3 separate regions of the Homo sapiens genome follow, and all the other regions are linked to region 2. The links are chromatin loops, found by intact Hi-C in ENCODE. Cell type or tissue: endothelial cell of umbilical vein. All regions are shown on one strand.

What was found. Hi-C counts contacts between places; a loop is a spot of excess contacts. Peaks named below come from ENCODE experiments on the same cell type or tissue, not always from the same donor. Only the 100,000 strongest peaks of a DNase experiment are listed, where the experiment ranks them.
Region 1: it touches region 2 in a loop (10-fold over the local background); 9 of 110 quality-filtered maps call a loop at or near these places.
Region 3: a loop joins it to region 2, with 7 times the contacts of the local background. A loop is called at or near these places in 7 of 110 quality-filtered maps.

The regions. Positions count from the first base shown.
Region 1 is chr2:163,166,190-163,174,189 of GRCh38, forward strand. No RefSeq gene overlaps it. Among named protein-coding and RNA genes, the nearest start is that of KCNH7, 330 kb to the left of the region's middle. In endothelial cell of umbilical vein, a CTCF peak has its summit at 3,497; no DNase peak of the experiment used is centred here.
Region 2 is chr2:164,596,214-164,604,213 of GRCh38, forward strand. The region is part of intron 2 of GRB14 (growth factor receptor bound protein 14); the gene reads right to left. Among named protein-coding and RNA genes, the nearest start is that of GRB14, 21 kb to the right of the region's middle. In endothelial cell of umbilical vein, a CTCF peak has its summit at 3,978; a DNase peak (open chromatin) is centred at 3,938; H3K27ac peaks cover 286 bases.
Region 3 is chr2:163,151,836-163,159,835 of GRCh38, forward strand. It overlaps the pseudogene RPL7P61. Among named protein-coding and RNA genes, the nearest start is that of KCNH7, 320 kb to the left of the region's middle. In endothelial cell of umbilical vein, a CTCF peak has its summit at 3,638 (motif pointing right); DNase peaks (open chromatin) are centred at 3,686, 6,466 and 6,896; H3K27ac peaks cover 630 bases.

The DNA of each region.
Region 1 (8,000 bases), 1.4 Mb before region 2:
AAAATATTTGCACACTTTACCATGGATAGACAACTAGATTTCTTCATTTTTTGGGCTACTACCTATAGGACTGCTACAAACATTATTTGTCTATTAGTGGACATATTTAAGCATTACTGTATGTAATGTTGTATGTAATCCTGTTTCTTTCAAACAATATTATATTTTTCACCCTTCACAATTAGATTTATGATCCACCTGGAATATGTGTGTGTGTGTGTGGGTGTGTGTGTACATTTTAAGGTAGACAGCAAAATTCCTTTTTCTTCCTTCTGTGGATATTCCATTTCCCAGCACAGTTTTATTGAAAAGACCACTTTTTCCCCAGTTCTCTGCAAAGTCATTTTCTTAAAATCATAAATAAACAAATGTGTTTTGCACTTCTTTTTGTTCTATTCAGCGTTTATCTATCTTTGCATCAATTTCCCAGTATTTTAATTATCATTGCTTTGTAAAAAGGGCTTATCTTAATATCTGATACAATATGGTCGTTTTTTAATTGCCTTTGAGTTTTTGTAGAAATGTAGAAGCAACCTGTCAGTTTTACACACACACACACACACACACACACAATTCTGTATTTTTTATTGGAAATGGCTTTTATCCATGGAACAAGTTGGAAATAGTTGATATATGAGAGTTGATATATGAGAGTTGATAGAGTTCCAATCCGTGAGCATCAGATATCTCTCCATCTATATAGAACTTCTTTAATTTATCTTGTTAATATGTGTAGGTTCGATGTCTTGCATACTTTAACTGAATTTTTCCTTGTTTCACTTTTTTATATTATTGACAAATTTTCACTTCCCATATGCTTATTGCTAGCATTTAGAAATGCAATTAATTTTTGTATATTTACCTTATATATAGTTACTTTGCTACATATACTACCCTGCCAAAGAGTCTGGATGTTCTGCATACACAAAGATGCCATCTGCAAAACTAATTTCATGCTTTGTGAACTAATGTCTTTTTGTCCTTGACTTCTTTTTTGTTTCTTTTTCTCTTTCTTTTTTTTCTTGATTTCTTTAGTTGCTGGGATTTTAGTACAATGTTTTCTGCAGGCAGTGATAGCGTGCATCCTTCTCTTGTTCTTGATCTCTATGGAAAATCTTTCAATAAATTTATCATTAATTATATAATTATAATTATATTAATTTAATTATATTATTTTAATTATAATATTTTTTAAAGATGTAGCTTTTAAAAGGCATTCTTTATCAGATTAAGAAAGTTCTTTTGCATTCCTCACTTGCAAAGAATTTTTATTATAAACGGGTGTCAAATTTTATTAATTTTCTCTGCATCTGTAGAGATGATCCTATATTTCTTCTTTTCTCTGATGATATGTTGAATTGAATTGATTTTATCTCAGGGCTATTTTAGCTGTTCCCCAAAAGTTTTGATATATAATATTTTAAATTTAATTTAGTTCAAAATAATTTCTAACTTTCAATTGTATTTCAAAAAACATTGATTGAATATTTCACTGAAATTATTGTTTTTGGAGTACATGTGATAAATGTATTGTTATAGCATTATACAAAATTCCTTATATTTTAGTCACATATTCTGAAATCTGCACGGATGAAATGCTGTGATGCTAAGAATTTGCTTTGAAATAACATGGGAGCAATAGAAAATAAAACTATTTGTTAGCTCTAAACTTAACTACACTCTTCTAATATTCAGATTCTAAATATGCCATTGACTATGAGCTCATAATACAAGTAGATAAGAAAGATGAACCTTTAATAATGATGATAGGAACCAATTAAACTAGACCTGTGTATGTACATATGTGTGTGCTGTATACACACACACACACACACACACACACCGAGAGACAGACCAAGTCTGAGTTCAATATACTTTAATTCAGTTTTAAACTTAATAAGTTAAACTTTTAAGGTTGTATTCTCTTCATTTATGAAAAGATTATAAATCTTTCAGTGGATTATAAAGATTAAATGAAATTCCGCACCTGAAGTTTTAACATCATTCTTGGCATATGGTATGTACCCAATAAAACTGGTCTTTACTTTACTACTAAGAGGATTGTAAGCTTGGCTTCAAGACAAAACATCAGGAAAAAGCTTCTCTTTTGTTGAATATGAAGAAATCCTAGTAACCTGTAGCTTTCTTCTGAATGTGTATAATGAAGTTTGAATATAGATTTGCTATACTAAAAAGTCTCTTTCCAGAACAAGTATAGGAAATACTTATTTAATTATGTTTTAAAACCTTAGGCAGTCCCTTAATGAGGCTCAGCTTAAGCTACAAAGGCTTTTGGAGGAAACAGGGAGTTGAACTCAAAAATTTAGATCACTTCGTATGTTGAATGCCATGGAGTGAGGTTGGGGAGATGACCCCTGGGGAGACACACATTTTCTGTTGCTGTCCTCAATAACAAACCAAACAACAGTAGAGGTACTGTGGGTGTATAGATTTTAAAGAACCCAAATATACTCTTGCAGCTCATACAAATATGTTTAGAGATAAATCCATATTAGATATAAGTAGCCCTTTTACTCATATGCTTGGGATTTCACTGATTCTCGTAATACCACCCAAAGGTAGAATTTTAACTCACTCAGGGATCAAACTAGTGTTAGGAATATGATGTACAGTATTTTAGAATAATAATATTTTAGAGGTGACAATTTAGAGATCATCTAGTCCACGCACTGCAATTAAAAGTTAGAAAACCATTGCACAGAGAGGTTAAGTGCTTTGTAAAAGGTTGCACATCAAGTTAACCACTAATCATGGAATCATTAAAAAAGAAAAAGTCATCACTAATTTAAATTTATAGTTGGAAAATTTAGAACTGGATTTGGCTTTTGAAATTACCTTGTCATCCCTTCTCATTCTGTGGATAAAATAACTATGGTCGGTAGACCATAGTTTAGCAGCCCTGGGATTTGCAATCACACCTCTCACAACCAGTCCACAGCTCTTCTCTCCATGCTATGTGGCCTCAGCTTTTCAGGCATGTCTGTGACACAATGATGTTAGTTGGGAAATATAATTGATATGGCATAGCACAAGATGTAACTATAATTATAACCACAATTGTTTTATGATTGTTACTGATACAGAGAATTAAATAGTGTTTTACTCAGATATTTGAAAAAAAGAGCTATTTCTACCCTATCACTTGCTGCCAGGTGTAGTCTCCTTTGTGGCACTCACTTTATATTTCTGTTTTTTACTTTACTCTTCCTTAAAAAAAAGAAATTCCCATTATATTGTTACCATGGAAATTGTTCTCTTCTCCATCAATTTTCCCAGTCATTTGAAGCTATTTCTATTATGGAATATATTCCAGGCATCTTTAATTCTTAAGGGAGAGCTTACACACTTTAAGTGTTAATGCTGAATTTATATTTTCCTGTTTCCATTGAATGCACTTTCCTCACACTAAAAGCTTACCACACCCATAGAATCCCTATTTTAAATGAATGCCATTCATTACACACAGTCTCCTATAGGTGTCACTATACACCATATATTAAAAGAACTAACGCAATGCCTTTTACTCGACAAATAGATTTTTTGACAAAACTATATTGCATTAAGGCTGATCAGATTATGTCCGTGATTCTCTGTGGTTTCACATAATAAGGTCTAGGCTGACACTGTAAAAATTTGCAATGACATTAACAAAACAAATGACTTACACTGAGATTCTCACTCTCTAAGTAATATATGCACTGTCCTTTATCTTGATTTTGTACCAGGAGGCCAAATTAAGAAATAGGTAAAATATAGTAGTTTAAAAACTGTATTTAAATGGTGGCGGGTGCCTGTAGTCCCAGCTACTCGGGAGGCTGAGGCAGGAGAATGGCGTGAACCCGGGAGGCGGAGCTTGCAGTGAGCCGAGATTGCGCCACTGCACTCCAGCCTGGGAAACAGCAAGACTCCGTCTCAAAAAAAAAGAACTGTATTTAAAGTAGGAATATTTAGTATTTGACTTTCAAGTATTATGTGCCTATCTTACAAGTTTACATATTGGATTATTTCCCTTTAGAGTTTTAAATGAAAGCACTGATCACATGCTTTTGTGGCCAATGGTGGTTGTCTGATGGCTTTCACTCACACAGCAGATTCAAGAAAATGACTTCTGCATGAAATTGATGAAAAGTACTTTCAAGACCTCATTTAGAAACTTCATTCCAGGATTGAGAAACTGAGCCTTATGGATGATAAATGACCTGGCCAAAGCCACAAATGAAAATATAGGCAGATTTCTACATCATAAGTGGTTTTATATTTTTCTTAGAAATGAAGATCGAAGCCTAATTAAGAAGCTAGAGCAGCTAGGGAAAAAATGTTCAGAGCAAGCTTTGTACAACAATTATGTTGACAACCAAAGCCATAACAATATACATACTTATTGAGGACCTTATGCAACAGCTATATATGGATCATCTTGCATAATCCTCACAAGTATATTACATATTGTCTATTTAAAAAATGGAGTTGTTTGTTGGTAGTTATAAAGCAATATTGCTATAGTAGTGAGACACATGGGGACTAGTAAGATATAGATAATAATAACACTAGTAAAATATTTTTAACCACCTACTATAGGCCAGGCAAATATAATAAAAGTAACATTTATTAATCACTTACATGCCAAGCATGGTGCTAGACTCCTTACACAATCACACAAATATGTTATCCTTAAAACAGCTATGAAAAATAATTACTATTATTATTAATATTCATAAGAAGAAACAAGAATGTCAAGAGGACAAATAACTTGTATCAAGGTACCCATCCACTAGGAATTGGAGCTAACTTTGACTTCAAAATCTAGGCTCTTTAATGCATCACAGGTAGCACTAGGCCTAGGATAGGTGCCAGGAGAAGGGGTAAATATATACATACACACACAGACACATACACAGATACACATACGTTCATACAATTATGTCAATATAAGTCTATGTATATATCTTATCTATAAGCAATTTTATACTAAATATAATGAGTAAAATCAATAAATAATTCTAGAACTATGGAGTTGACTGTAGGAAAAGAAGTCAAACATTTAGTAACTAAGCATCTTAACCCGTAATTTTTTTTTTTTTTTTGGTCCTGGAAATGAAACACTCAAGAAAAACAAAATAAAGAAAAGAAAATAATTACTTATCCCTAAACAACAAGCTTAGGCTTTCCTTCTTCGGTGAAGGATAACAATAAAGATGGGAAGGGATACAGGAAAGAGGGAACAGCTACCTAAGGGTCCAGTGTTTATTCTCACTGAAGAAAAATGATGATTCTGGAATGTCCAGGTAAAAGTTACAGTTCATCAAAAGGATGAAAGTTAACAACAACAAAAAGTGGCAAAATTGCCCATTTAAAATCAGCCATCTCAGTAACCTGGATTAAGTTTAACTATACCAAAAATCACTAAATGACACAATGGTTCCTGCCACTTAAAGCTACTTTTTGAAAAATTGTTTACTTAGATGAAGAATAAGTTTATCTCCAGCGTGTCTTCCAAACTTCAAAACCAAGAATTTTGAGTAGTGTGGTTACCATTGTTTAATGTTAAAAAATAGCAATTTATTTATTTGTTTAAGCAATCATCTTCCATTAGTTTAAATACCAAAATCAACTGGTCCTTTGTCCCTCTGAAGTATTATTTTGCAGGATTTGCCAATATTGTGAGGGTATGTCACTGTTTGGGCTGTGTCATCAGGAACTACCACAGCACTGAAACAAGGAATGGATTAAAGACGGATTCAAAAGCCCAGCAAATGTTGAGGACAAACTTCCATTGAAATGCTAATATACATAGCCTCAGAATACACTAAATGTTTCCTTGTACTGGCTCTGCCTCTTGCTAATTATAGAGCCCTGGGTAACTCCATCAATTTTCTGTGCCTCCTTTTCCTTATCTCTAAAATGCTATTAGCATGTACCTCATAGAATTGTCCTGATAATGTAAGGACTTAGAATAGTGCTGTGTGACCATTACTATCATTATCTGAAATAAGTATCATCATTTTATTGCTTGTTTATTCATCCTGTAGTTGTTCATCTGGATATGAGGTGGCTAGTTTTTCAAGACATTTTGATATGCAATGACAGTGATCTAATCTTGTCCTAGTTTGTTCTGGGTTTTGTTTTGTTTTGTTTGAGTCATAGTCCATGATAGATGAGATTTCTTAAAATTTCACAATCCATAGACGTACACTGAAGAGAAGGATGGATGCCATAGTTGATTATATTAATGCTGCAGCTTAGTGTTTTTTTTTATTTTTATGTTGTGCTAAGACATATTAATTTTAATATAGTTCAGTTGCCAAACTCCACTTTTAAAGAACTATGCCAAACTAATCCAAATATTGCCTAGAAATGCATTTCCTTACAGGGGTAGGCATTGTAGAATTTTATTCCCATTATTCTGCTGTAAAGCGGTACTTAGTATATATCTCTAGTTTTCCTTCTCCACTGGTTCCTTTCTCTTCTCCTTCATATTCTCTATCAAAGGTTATAACTTCTTATGAGTCAAAGGCACTGCCATAATTGGGGACACCTTACCAGAGGATAAATTAGATGTCTGCTTCTGCTTAATTTCTGAAGTTATTCCAAAAAAATGATTTTGTTCCTCACCCAAGTGAATTTCTTCCCTTCTCCTGATGAAATTCCAGGATTAGAAATCTATTTCTCTGTGTAAATCAATAACCTCTCCAGGCAGTCTCTTTCAAAATGAAGATACTCACGGGAGTGTTCATCATTAAGCTCTTAACACCTCTGTGTGAAGGATTTTCATCAGCTTTTTCCCACTATGAAAAGACAGCTTGACCCTGCAAGCCGGGCTTGGCTCGTGTGGGACTGTGCAGACACCAAAGCTGGAAGAAAATGAGGGTTGGCTTCAGAGAGGGAGAGGAGTGACATATTTGCATATGTTTCAAACATTTCTAGAGTTGTCTCCATAGGAGCAGTTTTAGGCACATAGAGCATACCTTTTCTAATTGAAGTGTCCCTGAGGAGCAAAGGATAGAAGAGTTAGGCGGTACAGTTTGTCCCCACCAGCTGCCCCAACAGTTCCCTTATGGCAAGAGTTCATGGTGACTGAGATACTGGAGACAGTTACGAAGGTGAAAACAGTAGATGAGTGGTGAGGGGTGTATGTGGGAGCGGTACTCGGGGAGGTGGCTGGGCAGGAAACATAGGAACACCAAATCTCACCTCCAGTCCACATAGGAGACACCCAAGAGTGGAAAGTTTTAGTCTCATATGTGTGGACATAGTTTTTAGAAGGCAATAGGAAAGCAGGTGCTACACAAAGAACAGAAGCTCCTTAGAATGTTAACTGCCCACGCACTGAAAGGGGACCCTTAGAGAAATATCCACAACTGTCTATTTCTAAGTCTGTATTCTTTTCCTGCATGCTGCAAAACTTGCTTTGTTCTCAAGTTTTCTCAAAAACAAGGTAAAAATTCTAACTCTACAGTTTCTAGGAGACAACTGATCTATTTGTTGTCTGCTTGCTTCTGCTCCAAGGAACCAGAAGTGTTTACTCGGGCATGAGCAACTGGGTAAGGAACTCTGCTTGTCCCTTTGATCTATATCAACCAGGCAAATCAACATTCTCTCCATTTCCCAGGACCTGAAACCAAGCTAAGCCAACCAGAGGCTTGAAGGACTGTACATCTGTTCTCCTTTCTATTGTGTTCTTGATTGTTTTTCCTGAGAACTTTCAGAGAAGACTGCATTTGCTGTAGACAGATGCCTGTGTTCTCTAAGCTGATGCAGCAAATATTCAAAAACACCAATACAAATTTGATTTCTGTTTGGTGAAAATTTTCTCAAACTTAGATATTAAAAATTATTTTTCACATTTGTTCTAAGTTAAAATATTTTCAGAACTTCTTTGGGCATAATAATTTAAAACAAATAAGTTAAAATCTGGCCTCCAAGAGTAACTATTTGTTTATTTCCAACATTTGTGGACTCTGCAAATTCATTGCTATGGG
Region 2 (8,000 bases):
ATACAATCACAAATAAGTCTTTCCCAAACACAAGTGACCATACAGTGATAGAAGTAACATAACCAGCTACTTTTTAAATACGTAACAGAAATGAACCAAGCATCAATAAAGCAGTAAGGGTTGTTTTGTCTTTTGAAATATTGTTCCTAAAATATTTGTGCACCAAGGAAAATCAGAGCAATCCTGAACCCTAACATGAGAAACAAGTAATTATCCCTCAAGTCATTAAGATGCCAGCTTTCTCAAAAATAAAGGACAGAGAGAGAAAGGACTAAAAACCAAAGTCCTTTTTAAAAAGTTTCCTTACATGTTATTCTAATCTTATTTTAAAATTACTATGTAGGATTCTCTCATAGCTGTGTTTTCCCTCTTGATGACTTGAGGAATTACTTAAAGTACATTTGGTCTAAGAAGATAAAAATAGCAAATAGTTTAGAATGGCTACAGTAAAATACTGATAAATACACAAAGAAAACATTTTGTGGAATAATATGTTCTTCAACTTGGGACTTGTTAGCATCTTATTTTTACACTTCAAATCAGGCTCAAGCAAACAATAAACTCAAACATTACCTTGAACTTTTTCACCACAATTTTTGTCTTATCCTTGGGGAAAGCTGGAACCGTCACTCACTGTGCAAATGATTCTGTTTGAGTAAAGAACTATAGTTCATTTGTCATCAAAAAACCAGCTTTAAAAAAAAAATGATTCCTAGATCTAGTCTTTAATCCTTGAAATAATCTACAAAACCTTCATTTATTTAATCTAACTCTAAGGAACGGAAGGATTAAATGTCAGATATCCTATTTATGACTAGTTAATTGACCACATCAATCCATAACATTACACAGTTCCACTGTTTGGTTGTATCCCAAGAAGAAAATTCCTCAGCATCATGAATATCAGTGAAAGTGAATTCAGTGAAACACGATCAGTAAAAGTGAAAAATAAAGCTAAAAGAGAAAATCAACAGCAAAATTTGACTTTATAACCTCACATACACTTACCATATACAATATACAAACTAGAAACACAGGCAATGTGCAAGGATTTACAGGATGTCAAAATAATTTTCAGTGCATTTCACCCTCTTTCATAGTGCAGATATATATTAATAAAAAGAAGCTGTAGCTATAATATTTAATTTGCACAATAAATACTGCTAAGCATTTCAAAATTATGTGATAGGGATTATAAAGAAAAATTAGATGTAGCCCCTCCTTTCAAATGCCTATAATCTAGTAGGAACACTTACAATTTGTCTTATTTATACAAGCAACAAAGATACAGAGCAATGCCACTCACTTTCCCTAAATCTAAAAATAAACTGAGGAATTTAATTAACTATACTAGCTAACAATTCTCGAACCATTAAAGAAGCTGGGTTGATTTTAAGAAAAATAAGACAATGGGTAGAGAAGAAGAAAGGCAGGGAGAAAAAGAATGGAGGGAGGGATGCAAGGACAGGAGGAGGAGGAGAGGGAGACAGAAGGAAGAAAGGAGTGAGAGAGAGGAAGAAGGAGGAGGAGAAGTGGGAGGAGACAAGGAAAGAGAAGCAAAAAATAAAAACACTTTCTTAGTTTTAGAAACAGGAACATAGGGAAAAATGGAAATACTTCATCCTGTTCTCTAATGAGTTTCAAAATTGATACCTTGGAAAGAGGAAGCTGTTGGGCAGATAGAAAGGAAAGCAAGTAAACCAGTCCCTAGGATACTTAAAATAGGGAGCGGAGGGGAATCACCAAGAGCTGACTTGAACTAAGAAATTTAACCAACAAGAAGTCCTGAACCATGCTGTTTCTTCACCAAGCAGAGGACATTCTCTCACTGCATTGAGACCCTAGAACCTTCTCTCCCTTCATCCTGAAGCCTAAGAAGACATCTTCTGCAAGCTGGTCCTGAGAGCAAGATATACGGTGCTATCCTCCATTGCTCAACAAACAGGAAGTCCTTCTGCCAAAGCCAAATAAAGGGAAGGGTTGGACTGATGGGTCCGTAGATAACAAGTTGGCATTCAGAAAGCATTTCCTCAAAGAAATCTGATAATTATGGTGATAACTTCAAGTACTATACTTTAGGTATGTTAGGTATTAAATTGAATTTTGAATAGCATTGTTTCTATGGGAAAATGCATTCCAAGCTCCCAAATTTACCACAGAATTTTTGGCATACAAATTGCCTAAATGTTGTGATTGTTTACATATGATAGCATACATCTGTGCACATGATTATTTTTCTAGTATCTTTTACTATATTTGAATGTTAAATTAAATGTACAATTACACTGGAATGTAACTTTTTATAATCGTTTACATAGGACAAAATTGTTGGGCAGGGTATTCCTGGAACCTGGTATTTTTGAGACTGCAAAGTTCTTTCTGGCATGGTAGGAGGTCTTCAGGTGTCTCTAGGCTATATTTATTGGTCTTCGCTTACTAGTTTTAAAGTAAAAAATTCAACGATCTTACAGGATGTTCTAAAGGCAAGGGCAACAAAGTCAGATAAGAGTCCTAACAGTGACCATAGCCATCTAGATGACCTTGAGCATGCCACTTCATCTCTCTGGAAAACAGTTTTTCCCTATAAATGGATGTGGTTAAATAAGATGTTCTCCAAGTTTCCTTCCAGTTGCCACCATCTACTTTTCTCTCCAGAACTTAGCCTGTGTTATGGATCTCTTATTATCACACTAACAAACTGCTCCAAAACAGTGTCTTAAAACAATAACGCTTACGTTACATCTCATGACTTTGTGGAATTGGAGAGAAGGGTTTATCTAGGCAATTCTTCTGTTCTACATGGTGTCAGTGAAGGTCACTTTCCCTAAAAGGCACGCAGCTGGTGTAGGAGCTAGTCTAGACCATCCAACCTTGCTTTACCATCGTGTCTAAAACCTTGGCAGAGATGGCTGAAAAGATGGGAGCAGCTGAATCTACACATGGCTTCTCCAGCACGGTGCCTCGATATAGTCAGAGAGGGCTCAGATAAGGTAGCTCAGGGTTCCCAAAGAGAGTATTCTAAGAAACAGGAAATGGAATCAAAGCCAATCAAAGCCTTGGACCAGAAATGGTCACACTATCACTGCCAAAGTATCGTATGGGTAAAATAATCAGAGCCTTCCAAGAGGATAGGACATAGATTTCCTCTCTCAATGAGAAATGTAGTAAAGAATTTACAACCATCTTTAATCCACCACAGACTATATCTAGGAACTGACACCAGCAGTGACACTCATTACTCTATCCAATGTTTCATAGCAGAAACTGAAGAGATAAAAAAGAATAAGGAACAGTCGCTACCTTCAGAAAACTTCACAGTTTGACAAAAAGAATGACAAAGTAGGCAGTGCTTTTCTGATTAACCAAGCTCAAGTTTATTTATTCTACTGTAACTAATAGAGAATTGATAGAAGCATATATGGGAAAATGCTACCTAAAAAGAACAAGTTTTAAAGAAAGTATTTGCATATGCACTAAGTCTGGAAGGAAGGAGGAAAAATAGCATATTATGATGTGAATGACATATATCTTCAATTCTCAGGCAAAACACTATAAAATATTACACAACAAATCATCTGTAGAAGATATCTGTCTGTTGTAGATTTATAATCAACTAGCACTTTTGCATATCAGAATCTTAATTCTTATGACTAAAAAAGAAAAGACCCAACATAGAAGAGATGCTACTTAGAGCCACTGTTTATAATGTAATGCGAAAACACGAAGAAACCAGAATAATTTGAATACATGTCTAAATTATTAACTTATAAAAACTTCACATGATCCTTACTTAAATAAGTTTCAGCAAGTCATATTTCTTTAATAGTCTAAATTAAATTGATAATGCAACCTAGAATAATTCAAACTAAAACAATCAGGTCACAGGTTCCTTGTGTCATTTAAAGCATGCACCCTCTGCTGTATGGATTTGGAACTATCCACAGACAAAACATATTTAAACAGCGCCCCCCTGTGTGATCTACTTCAGCAACCACTTTAGGAGTCATAGAGAAAGGGCAATTCCCGTTGCCATAGAGGTTGTTTGTTAAACAATAAATATACTTTAATTTTAAAAGCAATGCAATTTAAAATTCAAGCAATTTCTAATACCTTTGAGATGAAGCAAACAGATGTAGACAATGGTTATCCTTTAAAAAATTATAGAACTTCACATATATAAAGCATGTGGATGTATGAGTAATAGCTCCTCCTGTATTGATTGACCACTCCTTCTGTAGGAGAAATGTCATTATTTCAAACCCTGATTCAATCAGATTATATCAGGGTTTCTTCAAAAGTGGTATAGAGTCAAGCTGCCCCAGAATTATAAGAATCTCCCGGCAGGTACTTGTTAAAGGTTTTAATGTTTCAGCCTATGGAAATAGAGTGTCCAAGGATGAGACCCAGGGATCTGCACTTGTATCAAATACTCTAAGCATGTGATATGCCCACTGGGGTTTGAGAATTGCCATCCTAAAGCATTACATGTAAAACAACTTTTCTAAGATGGAAGGATAATTATATTGACAAGTAAAATAAAGATTTATTAATTTCTTTTTTTAAATGGAATTTAATTCAATCTCTAAATACTTAAATCATTTTTGATTCCATGCTTTTAAGACCCAGTATTCTCTGCACTGATATTTATAGCCCCACATTTATTATAATGATGAGTATTTGGCTTGCTAATAGTGACCACACAACAGCAGGACCAGTCCATTGCCAAATCTCTACCGTCTCTGCAAGTGACCTGGGTTCTTTCCAATGGAAAAAAAAAAGGTTGAGAAAATACATTCCTCTCCACTTCATCTACTTTGTCCAATTGTTCTCTAGGCCACAGGGCAGAATTTTTACTGACTTAAATCTCAGTTAAATCCCAGACAAGGATCTGTCAATGAAAGTTAATTTTAACACCCCAGAGTACAGCTAAACTCTTTCAGTAAGAATACATCCTGATCTTAGAATGATCCAATTTCCCTAGCAGTTTCTGAAAGTCATTCAAAATCTTATAAATTGAAAATAATAATAATAATAATAACGACAATGATTTCTGACATTTTCTGAAACAATAATACAAAGGATTTTTGATATTTCATAAAGGCAGTATACCGATACCATAAGAAAAACACTATGGAGGTAGAGGGAGATCAGAACATATTAAGGTTGGTTTCATGGGTGGTGTAAAGGACAACTCTTTTTATTGTTTTCACTATATAAACATCTACAATACTGAAAGCACAGAGAAGGTATTTTGAACGTAGTTTCTAAATAGAATTCTACCTGTGAATTTTGTGTTAGATAGGCAGGGCTGGGATTGAAATCTGAAAATCTGGGTTCAAGTCCTGGCTCTCTCAGGCATAATCTGTATATTTAACCCTTGATCTTTGACCCTGTGTTTTTCCATCTGCAAAACTAGGACAAAACTAAGGATTCCATTTATTACATTCAGATATTAAAAGAATAAAAATAACATATTTGAAATTATCTTAGAAACTGTGTCATCATTAATATAAAGGTACGATATATGCACCCTTATAAGCCAGTGAAAGAGAAAATAAATCACACTACTTTACAACTGCAGACCTTCACAATTCAGGATACAATCTTAACAGTTTTGAAGAACTGTTTTTCCCAAAGAAGTAAAAAATATTTTTATATTTAAATTTTGTTTAATTATTATAATTTTACATATCTAGAAATAAACTAATCAAGTCCAAGGTAACATTCAGTGAAAGGAAACTTTATATAAATCTAAAACCGGTTCTGCTCCCTTCAGGCACACTGGTTATACCATGTAAGAGTAATGTATCAGAGACGCCCACCTTTGGAATTCTACTCTGCAATATTATCCATAGTATAGGCCTGGCCTATTTATAAAACAAAACACTTTTTGTGTGTCTCCAAATGTATTTTTAAATTTAAAAAAAAAAAAAGGAAAGGAGGGAAGGGAAGAGAAGGGAAGAGAAGGGAAGGGAAGGGAAGGGAGGGGAGGGGAAGGGAGATTAGGAGTCTGCAAACCTTGCCTCTGCCACTTCCTATCTCTGTAATTTTAATCAAGTAATACAGTCTTTCTTTTAACTCTTGAATGAAGACACTAACATCTTCTATACCTATGAACATATAAGGAAATGATGAGAGAGATGATTACTGAAATTACCAAAATTCAATAATATCTTGACATGCTGGAATAATAGGTCAAAATTGAGATTTACATAGGGATGGAGACAATATCCTGAAAAAAATGTGCAATTATTTTTTTCCTTACAATTACAGACAAACTTGGTTTACACGTACTTCATAAGAAAGCATTATAAAAGGATTTTATTGATTATAAGCTAATGAGCTCACTATCATTGAAAATGCTCAAGAGGAGATTATACAGATGATCATCTAACAAAGATTTTAAAAATGAATCCTACTCTAGGTGAGAGTGTTATCTGAAACTTCAGTTCATTCAGCAAGTATATACAGAAGACTTAGTATGTGCCCGGCACAAGGCTAGAATCCAGAATCCAAGCCAACTGATCCCTATTGCCCCCAGAGATTCCTGGATTGTGGAACACTAATAATGTAATGTAATTGACCTGGTAGATTATCCCTAAGCAGGGCACCTAACATATATCTATTATGGGAAGAGAAGACTCTTGCAGCTGAGTCTTCAAAGATATGTTATTTGAAGCTAGCTATTTAAAGATTAAGGAAAAGAGATATGCAGGAAGATTGAACATCTATCTCATGTAAAGACCAAAGTCAGGTAAGAAAAAGAAAGACATTGTACAAAACTAAAAAAAAATTAAGTGTGGTCAAAGCACAGAGTATGAGATGGAAAGGATTAGAGGCATGATTAGAGAGGTGGTCCAGCTGTATAGTACCTCAGGGTCCCATTTAAATCAGTATCTGAAGAGTGAGGGGTATTCATGGAATGGTTTTAGGAGTAAGATAATTTGATTAGCCATTTAGCATTATTGCTTCCACCTATGAAAAGGGGAACTTAATACATGATGAAAAAATGTTAAAAAGCTTTGGGAAAAGAAAAGATGATTAATAAGTGGTGCTAGTATGAATGGATGGTCATTGGATAAAAAATCAAATTCCTATCCTAAAAAAATAAATTGTGCTATGTCAAAAACCCAAGTGTGTAAAGTAAAACATAAAAATGACTACATGAGGCCGGGTGCGGTGGCTCACACCAGTAATCCTAGCACTTTAGGAGGCTGAGGCAGGAGGATCACCTGAGGTCAGGAGTTCGAGACCAGCCTGGCCAACATAGTGAAACCCCGTCTCTGCTAAAAATACAAAAATTAGCTGGGTGTGGTGGTGGGCACCTGTAATCCCAGCTACTCTGGAGTCTGAGGCAGGAGAGTCACTTGAACCTGGAGGCAGAGGTTGCAGTGAGCCAAGGTCGAGCCACTGCAATCTAACCTGGGTGACAGAGTGAGACACCACCTCAAAAAAAAAATATATATATATTAACTCGACGAAAAAATATTCAGGACAGAGAGGGAAAAATTCTTAAATAAGACACACAAAAGTACAAAACTAGATTTAACTAAATTAAAACAAAAATATTCTGTATCATAAGAAACACTATAAACAAAGTTAAAGCAAGTCACAATTACTGAGAAAAGATAATTGCAATGTTTACAGTTGCAAAAAGATAGCTATCAATACCATATAAAGGATTCTTACAAGTCATTTTAAAAAATGCAAACAATGCAACAGAATAATACAGGTAATTCACAAAGAAGAAGTAAGAATGGACAGAAGCAAATAAAAAGATGCTCAACCTTACAAATAATCAAGGTAATGCAAATGAACACAGTAATTAAATCTCATTACACTCACCACATTGGCAAAAACTTTAAATTCTGAAAATACCAGCTGTTGATGAGAAAGTGTGGAAATGGAGACGCATATAGTGCTGGTGGGCACAACCACTTTGGAGAGCAATTTGGCAATACCTAGTAGAACTGAACATGCACCTGTCTACAGCCAAGCAA
Region 3 (8,000 bases), 1.4 Mb before region 2:
CTCTAACACAGTACCTTGCAGATGCCAACAAATGATTTAGAATGCTGTTCTACAGTAATAAATACCCATTTGTTAATTAACACTTTTCTCATTGAAATGTTAATTCAATATTACACAACCACTGTAATGAGAGAAATAATGCAAAGAAATATAACCAATTTATTAGCTCTCCCTAATTACTTTCCTCTTTCCATACAAACATAATTAAACCAATGTTAGTAGCCTTTGTATTTTCTCTTAGCCTATGCCCACACAAAATCGTATAAGTGTATATACATATACAGAATTTTGGTTTGTTTGTTTGTTTTAACAAAAATGGATCATTTTTTTCTCACTTGCTTTTTTTTTTTTCAATCTGAGAGCAGGTACTGTTTTATTAACTCACCAGATTAGAAAAATAATCGTGGTAGACACCTTAGTTCATTCTTCTGATAAGCCTGTTGATCTGTTCCTCCCTGTTGCCAGGATCATCACTTTCTACTAAATAAGCTGTCTTTTTTTTTTTTTTCATTCCACCTCATGGAGAGGATAATTTGAAGGGCCACAGGAAGTTGTCTGCTTCTTAAAGCATTTTCCAACAGTATAGATCTCATGAATCAGATCCTCCATGAAGATGATGCCAAGAGATCGAGCAATCAGTGTTACCTGTCAAAGCAATTTGCTTCTTATTGATTTTGCAATAACCATCCTTGTAGATAAGTTCATTTACTGACTTCAGATTTGGGTACCCCCATGTAATATATGGTCCTACAATCCTCAGAATGTTAAACGAAGCCTTGTTGAGCTTCATAAAGGTTCCACTGAAGATTTGATGAAGGTGAAGAAGCTGCAACACCTTTCGGATCTTTGGGCTCACATCACTGATACCTCCGATCCTGATGACAAACATCGTTTTGGGTTCTGCATGCAGGTACATAGAAGTTGCCACCTTTTTTTTTTTTTTTTTTTTTAGACGGAGTCTCGCTCTGTTGCCCAGGCTGGAGTGCAGTGGCGCGATCTCGGCTCACTGCAAGCTCCGCCTCCCAGGTTCACGCCATTCTCCTGCCTCAGCCTCCCGAGTATTTGGGACTAGAGGCGCCTGCCACCACGCCCGGCTAATTTTTTGTATTTTTAGTAGAGACGGGCTTTCACCGTGTTTGCCAGGATGGTCTCGATCTCCTGACCTCGTGATCCGCCCGCCTCGGCCTCCCAAAGTGCTGGGATTACAGGTGTGAGCCACTGTGCCCGGCCGAGAAGTTGCCACCTTTTCTTGCCATCCTACCTATCGAATTTCTGTGCTGTACATCTGTCTATATTCCTTGTAATAGTGCTTCTCTTTTTTCACAAATAAGCTTCCTCCTTGCCTTTTGAAGCATCTTTTGGGCAAAATTCTTTCTCAGGTGCTTGATCTTCAGCTCTACGAAATCCCATTGCTTTTTCTTAAGGGTTTCTGGCACAGCAGGAACCTCCTCCTTCTCTTTGACACCCTCCATGGTTTCAGCCATAAAACAGGGTGCTTTTCTTATTTTAAAACATATCCTCTGTTTCCTCCACATTAACAAAAAAGAGATCTGATTCCTTTTTATCATTTTAATACTATCTAATATGAATTATATCAATTTCAACACTCACATTAACCAACCATGTTGTGTTTTGTTGAGACAATGTAAAATTTTTATTTCAGGCTTCTATCAATATATATTTTTTTAATATTGACTCGAATATCTAAAAAATTCTTAAAGTTTATTTCAAAAGTTTAGTTATTTTAGATGGATAGGTAGTCAGGTAGATAGACTAATTGAAGGCTTATAAAATTTGTATCTTCTTTTGGTCACCATCTACTTTGAAATCTCTGTTCTGTTTCAGTTTTCTTTTAATCCAGAGTATTTTTTTGGATATGGTAGATTGGCACTATAATTTATGGATCATTTTTCATCCTCATAGTTTTGCCTTTTCTGGAATGTTATATTGCATCACCCTAGAAAGAAAACTCAAAAGATCTGGAAACCAGAGGTCTGTGTTCAAGCTATCCCTTTGCTAAAGTTCTAATTTGTACTTCCCTTTAATTTATGGATCATCAGTGTGTGTATACATCACAGCTCTCACTCTCAGGACAATTTCCAATGTATTCCATTTAATTATATCTTGATTAATTAGGTATATTTCCCCTCTATAATCCTTCTTCTAAACAATTCCCTGCTATCTAATTAGAGATGCCTAGAAACAGGGCCACCTCTACGGTCAGCAGGACATCAGGCAAATATTTGATACAGGGTCCTTTCTATATCTGCAACATGATTTTAAAATGCCTTATAATACTCATGGGTTTATATTAGGCATAGAGACTTATCATAAAGATGGTTTTTAATAGTGGACAGAAATTAGGCACTTATCAATTTATTTATTTTCCAGTTAGTGCATACAATTATTTTTTATGGTATCCAAACACCATCTCCTTCTATTCAGGTTCATGAATTATTTTGTGTGAGTTGTCAAATGACCATACAGGCTAATTTCATATTTTCCACCTTCAGAAAATAGAGGACATTATTGTTATTAACCACAATGTTGTGGCTTTTTAGAATCTGTTTGTATTAAAACAGTATCTTGCCTCTGCAAAATCTTAATACCATTGACTTAATGCTGGTCACATTACTACTTATGATGGTACATCATTCATTATGCTGCAAATGAATGCTAGTATTCAGTGGCTCTCTAAAAATTATAGCTAAGCATTACTGACAATTTCCCAGAGTATTCAGGAAAATATGAACAATTATTTTCTAGTCATGTTAAGTGTCCTATTGGAATTTTATAGCATAAACTACACATCTTCCACCTACATAGTCCTCATGATACAGTAGATTATAGTCACTGCATTCCTAGAATTTGATGTCTCTCAATGCTGACCATGCTGTTACCTTTCCCACACGGCCACAAGCAGGGAGGATAAGCAAGAGTCCACATGCAGAACAAAAAGAGCATCCCATTTGCCCAAGGTATATACATCCTTGAGTGTCACAGCTTAGTATTAAACTAGGAGAGCATGATGTCACCCATTGATGAAGACAAGAGGTATCTACTGGAGGCCCATTGGCATTGCAAAGTAACAGTCTTGAATGGCCTTAGAGAAGATAAGTATGACCACTTCTAGAAGACTGCCTGACACATAAGACGGAGCCAGTGAAGCAGGTAGAGGGATAGTCACAAACTACAAATATAAGGATACAGATCAGTTCAAAGTAAAATGATTGATAGAAAAAGATATACCATGTAAAAAATAATTGAAAGAAAGTAGTGTAGCTCTATTAATATTAAAGTAAAACTTAAGGAGAATAACTAGAGATTAAAAAAGAGATTTCATAATGATAAAAAGTCAATACAGTTGAAAAATACAACAAAATAAATGTCTATTTAATAAAATATCTTTAAAGAATATTTGAACCATGTGCTTGCAAATAAAATATGTGATTATGGAGTTATCACTGAATATGCCCATAATGTTTTGAAAATAGTGAGCTAACTTTGACCTTTTAAGTACTTGAGAAACACATTTGTCACCCACCTCTCCGCTGGTCTGGTTTCCCATTCCCCGAAGTGAGAACTACCTGCTTGAAATATACTCTGAGGTTATTGACTGTAATTCATGTAATTGCCACCAGATGGTAGTGGTTATCTGCTTAAAGTGTACACTGAACAATTAAAATTTCACAAATGTCAATATCAAGCAAAGGTATGGAGAAAACAACCACTTGCCCTTTAACACCGTAACCTAGTTAGTTGTACAGAATGTTTTATTTTACAAATACTTTAAGGACTTAATATGTCAATCTATTAGGAATCAAGAGGTGATACAACTCTTGCCTTCAAGGAGATTATGAACTAGTGGAACATACTGATGAGTCTACAGGGAATGACAATATTGTGTGATAAGAGCCTTGAGAAAAGAGAAGGATTCTATATAGCATACAAATCTGATCTGACTGAGGTCAAGGCTTTCTGCAAGGCATGGTTCTCTATAATATATGACCACTACCATCTGGTAGAAGCTATTGATTGCAGGCAAAGTATCAAAGAAAATTAATGAATAGTAAGAGTTAGCTGGCAAAATATATGAAAAGAAGAGTACTCCAAAAAGAGAAAAAACAAGTGCAAAGCCCCAGAGGTTTTGTGTGAGTGTGTCTGTGTGTGTGTGTCTGTATGGTACTAAAAATGATTTATGATGGCTGAGCACACAAAAAACAAAAAAATCTCAAATAATTTAATTAAGTTATATGGAAATATAACCTGGAACAATATTTAAAAATTGCGTAAGACCCCAGACCCTGACTATTTTGCAGGTACTTTTTACCAAACATTTAAGGAACGCATACTTACTACTTATCACTCTTTATAAACTTGTTCCAGCAAACAGAAGATGCAAAAAAGGATGATGGAATATCCAACTAATTTCAAGAGACTAGTTAAATTCTATTACAAAGTCAGATGTAAGAAAAAAAAATAAAGCTTATAGATTTAGAATTTCCAGGTTCTGTTCTGGTGCATAAGGAGCTTACAAGTCATTACTGCATCCTAACATATAAAAAGCTGAACAGACTAAAGAAATCAACAACTCATTTTAGATCCATCAGAGAAGTTTGATTACAGAACAAACTACTACCCTCCAAAATTAGCAAGATAAGTACAAAGAGAAAATCACAACTTAATGGCCATAAGCAGAATCCTCCCCTAGAACAAGTACTGGGGTAGGAAAACCTGAACTGTAATTGGTAAGTTGCTTTGGAAGCCTGAAGTAGAGAGCCTGAGAGATAAGTGCTCCAGAAGGACCCGGTCATGGGAAGGTGGGTGATATGGTTTGGGTCTGTGTCCCCGCCCAAATCTCATGTCAAATGGTAATCTCCAAAGTTGTAGGTGGGGCCTGGTGGGAAGTGATTGGATCATGGGGGCTAATTTCCCATTTGGTGCTATTCTTGTGATAGTGAGTGAGTTATCTATTATGAGATCTCATAGTTTAAAAGTGTGTCTCACCTCCCCCCATCTCTCATCTTCCTTCTGCTCTGGCCCTGTGAAGACAAGCCTGCTTCTCCTTTGCCTTCTGCCATAATTGTGTTTCCTGAGGCCTCTGCAGCCATGCTTCCTGTATAGCCTGTGGAAAAGTGAGCCAATTAAACCTCTTTTCTTCATAAATTACCCAGTCTCAGGTAGTTCTTTATAGCTATGTGAGAACAGACTAGTACAGTGGGGGAGGTCATACTTTTATGAGTTTTAACTCTACCAGGTCTCACTGTGAAGATCAGAGCAAAACCCTCTCGGGCTTCTAGAAGGAGAAGGGGAAAACAACCACTTCGAAACACCTCAGAGCATTCAGTTCTCCTTAATAAGGCCTGGCCTCAGGAGAAACTATTTTATCAGAGCCCAAACATTGTGGCTAACTAACATGGTGAAAGAGAAATATCCAACTCCAGCCCCCCTGTAGCAATCCTGTGCTACCAAAACAAGCTAAGAGCGCTTGTGAAATGCGTGGCCAAGGGGCACAGGCTTGCCAAAAGACAGACTCAAAAAATGCTTCCCCTCCCTGCACACCTTACCAGTACATCACTAAAGGTCTGTTCACCAGGGTTACTTTTACCCAATACATCCTGTCTACCTTTTGACAAAAAATTACAAGGCATACTCAAAGGCAAAAACCACAGTTTGAAGCAAGGCAGAGCAACCGTCAGAATCAGACCTAGCTATGGCAGAGAGGTTGGAATTATCAGACCATAGTTATAAAACAACTGTGACTAATATGCTAAAGGATCTCATGGAATAAGTAGACAACCTGCAAGAACAGTTGAGTAATATAAACAGGAATGAAAACTCTAAGAAAGAATAAAAAGAAATGCAAGAGGTCAAAAACATTGTAACAGAAAGAAGAATGCTTTTGATGGGTTCATTAGTAGACCGGCCATGACTGAGAAAAGAATCTCTGGGTTTGAGGATATATCAACAGAACTCCGAAAACTGAAAAAAAAAAAAAAAAAAAAGAGAGAGAGAGAGAGAAAAGAATGAAAAAATCGGAACAGAAATATCCAAACTGTGGGGCAACAAAAGGCGTAACATGCACAAAGTGGGAATACCAAAAAAAGAAGAAAAAGAGAAAGAAACAGAAGAAATGTCTGAAGCAACTGCAAACATGCATTGCTTAATGATGTGAATACATTCTTGGAAGTGCATACAATTTTATCATCATGCAAATACCATAAAAGTATTCTTATATAAACCTAGATGTTATAGTCTACCACATACCTAGGCTGTGTGATATAGCCTATTATACCTAGGCTACAAATCTGTAAAGCAGGTTACTATAATGATTAGGCCATTTAACACAACAGCATTTGTGTAACTAAACATAGAAAAAGTACAGTGAAAATATTGCATAAAAGATAAAAAGTGGTATATCTATATAAGGTACTTATTATGAATGGAGCTGAAAGAACTGGAAGTTGCTCTGGATGAGTCAGTGAGTCATGGTGAGTGAATGTGAAGAAACAGGATATTAGTATACACTACTATAGACTTTATAAACACTACATTTATATTAGGCTACACTAAATTTATTTTAAAAATTATTTCTTTAGTAAGTTAAACTTAGTTTACTGTAACTTTTTTGGTCTGTAAATTTTTTATCTTTTTAAAAAACATTTCAACCCTTATAGGAATGCTTAGGTTAAAACACAAACCCATTGTTTAGCTGTACAAAACAATATTTTCTAATTTAAAAATTTTTAATCTTTAAATTTTTTACTTTTTAAAACTTTTCTTCTTAAAGTTGAAGGCAAAAACATACATATTAGCCTACACAGGAGTAGAATTATCAATGTCACTGTCTTTCACCCCCATACCTTGTCCCATTGGAAGGTCCTCAGGGGAAATAACAGGCATGGAGCTCTCATCTCTTATGATAACAATGCCTTCTTCTAGAATACTTCCTGAAGAACCTGCATGAGGCTATTCTACCATTAACCATTGTTATATAAATAGAAGGAGTGCACACTAAAATAACAATAAAAAGTATAGTATAGTAAGTGCATAAACCAGTAACAAAGTTTATTATTATTATCAGTGTTATCTACTGTACATAATTGTATTGCTATACTCTTAAATGACTGTCAGCTCAGTAGGTTTGTTTACCTCAGTATCAACACAAACAATTGAGTAATGCATTGTACTACAACTTTACTAAGGCTATAGTTTTGGTAGGTAATAGGATTTTTTTCAGCTCCATTATAATTTTATGGGACAATCATCATATATGCAGTTCATCATTGACCAAAATGTCATTATGCAGCACATAACTGTATATTTTTCTCTCTCAGTTCCTTACTCCACAACTAAATTTTAGTCTTTATTCACTACTGTTCTATTCAATGGTCTATTTTTATCTGATAAATTCTTTAACTATTTTGACATATTTTAGCAGTGTTTCAAAGGCAGTCATCTTTATATCTTACTTATTAAAAAATATTTCATGTGCTTTGAAAAAGATCCTTTTCTAATATGTAAGTTGATGTATGTAAGGAATAAATAATAGGTGGTCATTGGTTATTCATTTCATTAACTGCCTTTACTAAAAAGAACACAATTATTTAACTTGACTTCTATTAAATATTTTCCAGAATGTGTGGTCTTTGTACTTCCTGTATCTGTAAAAATATAAGATGTAACATAGCATAACAAATACCATTACCAAAGGTTTAAGAAAAAAAAGAGGGTTAGTTAATTTGAATGACAACAACAAAAAGAGTTTTCAGAGCACCATGACCTTAACAGGAAGCAAATAAGGAGCTTCTGATAATAGTACTCAGTGACACATTTTCCAGTCCTGTTTTTTTCAAAAGTGTTTATTTGGTAATAAAAAAATTTTTTAACCACAAAAGTTAGCTAAAATAAAGGGCTCAGAAAATGAACAGTTCAGATCTTAGGATTAATTGATTAAATGACAACCTGTTACATTTCTTGAAAAACAGAACCTCATTGAT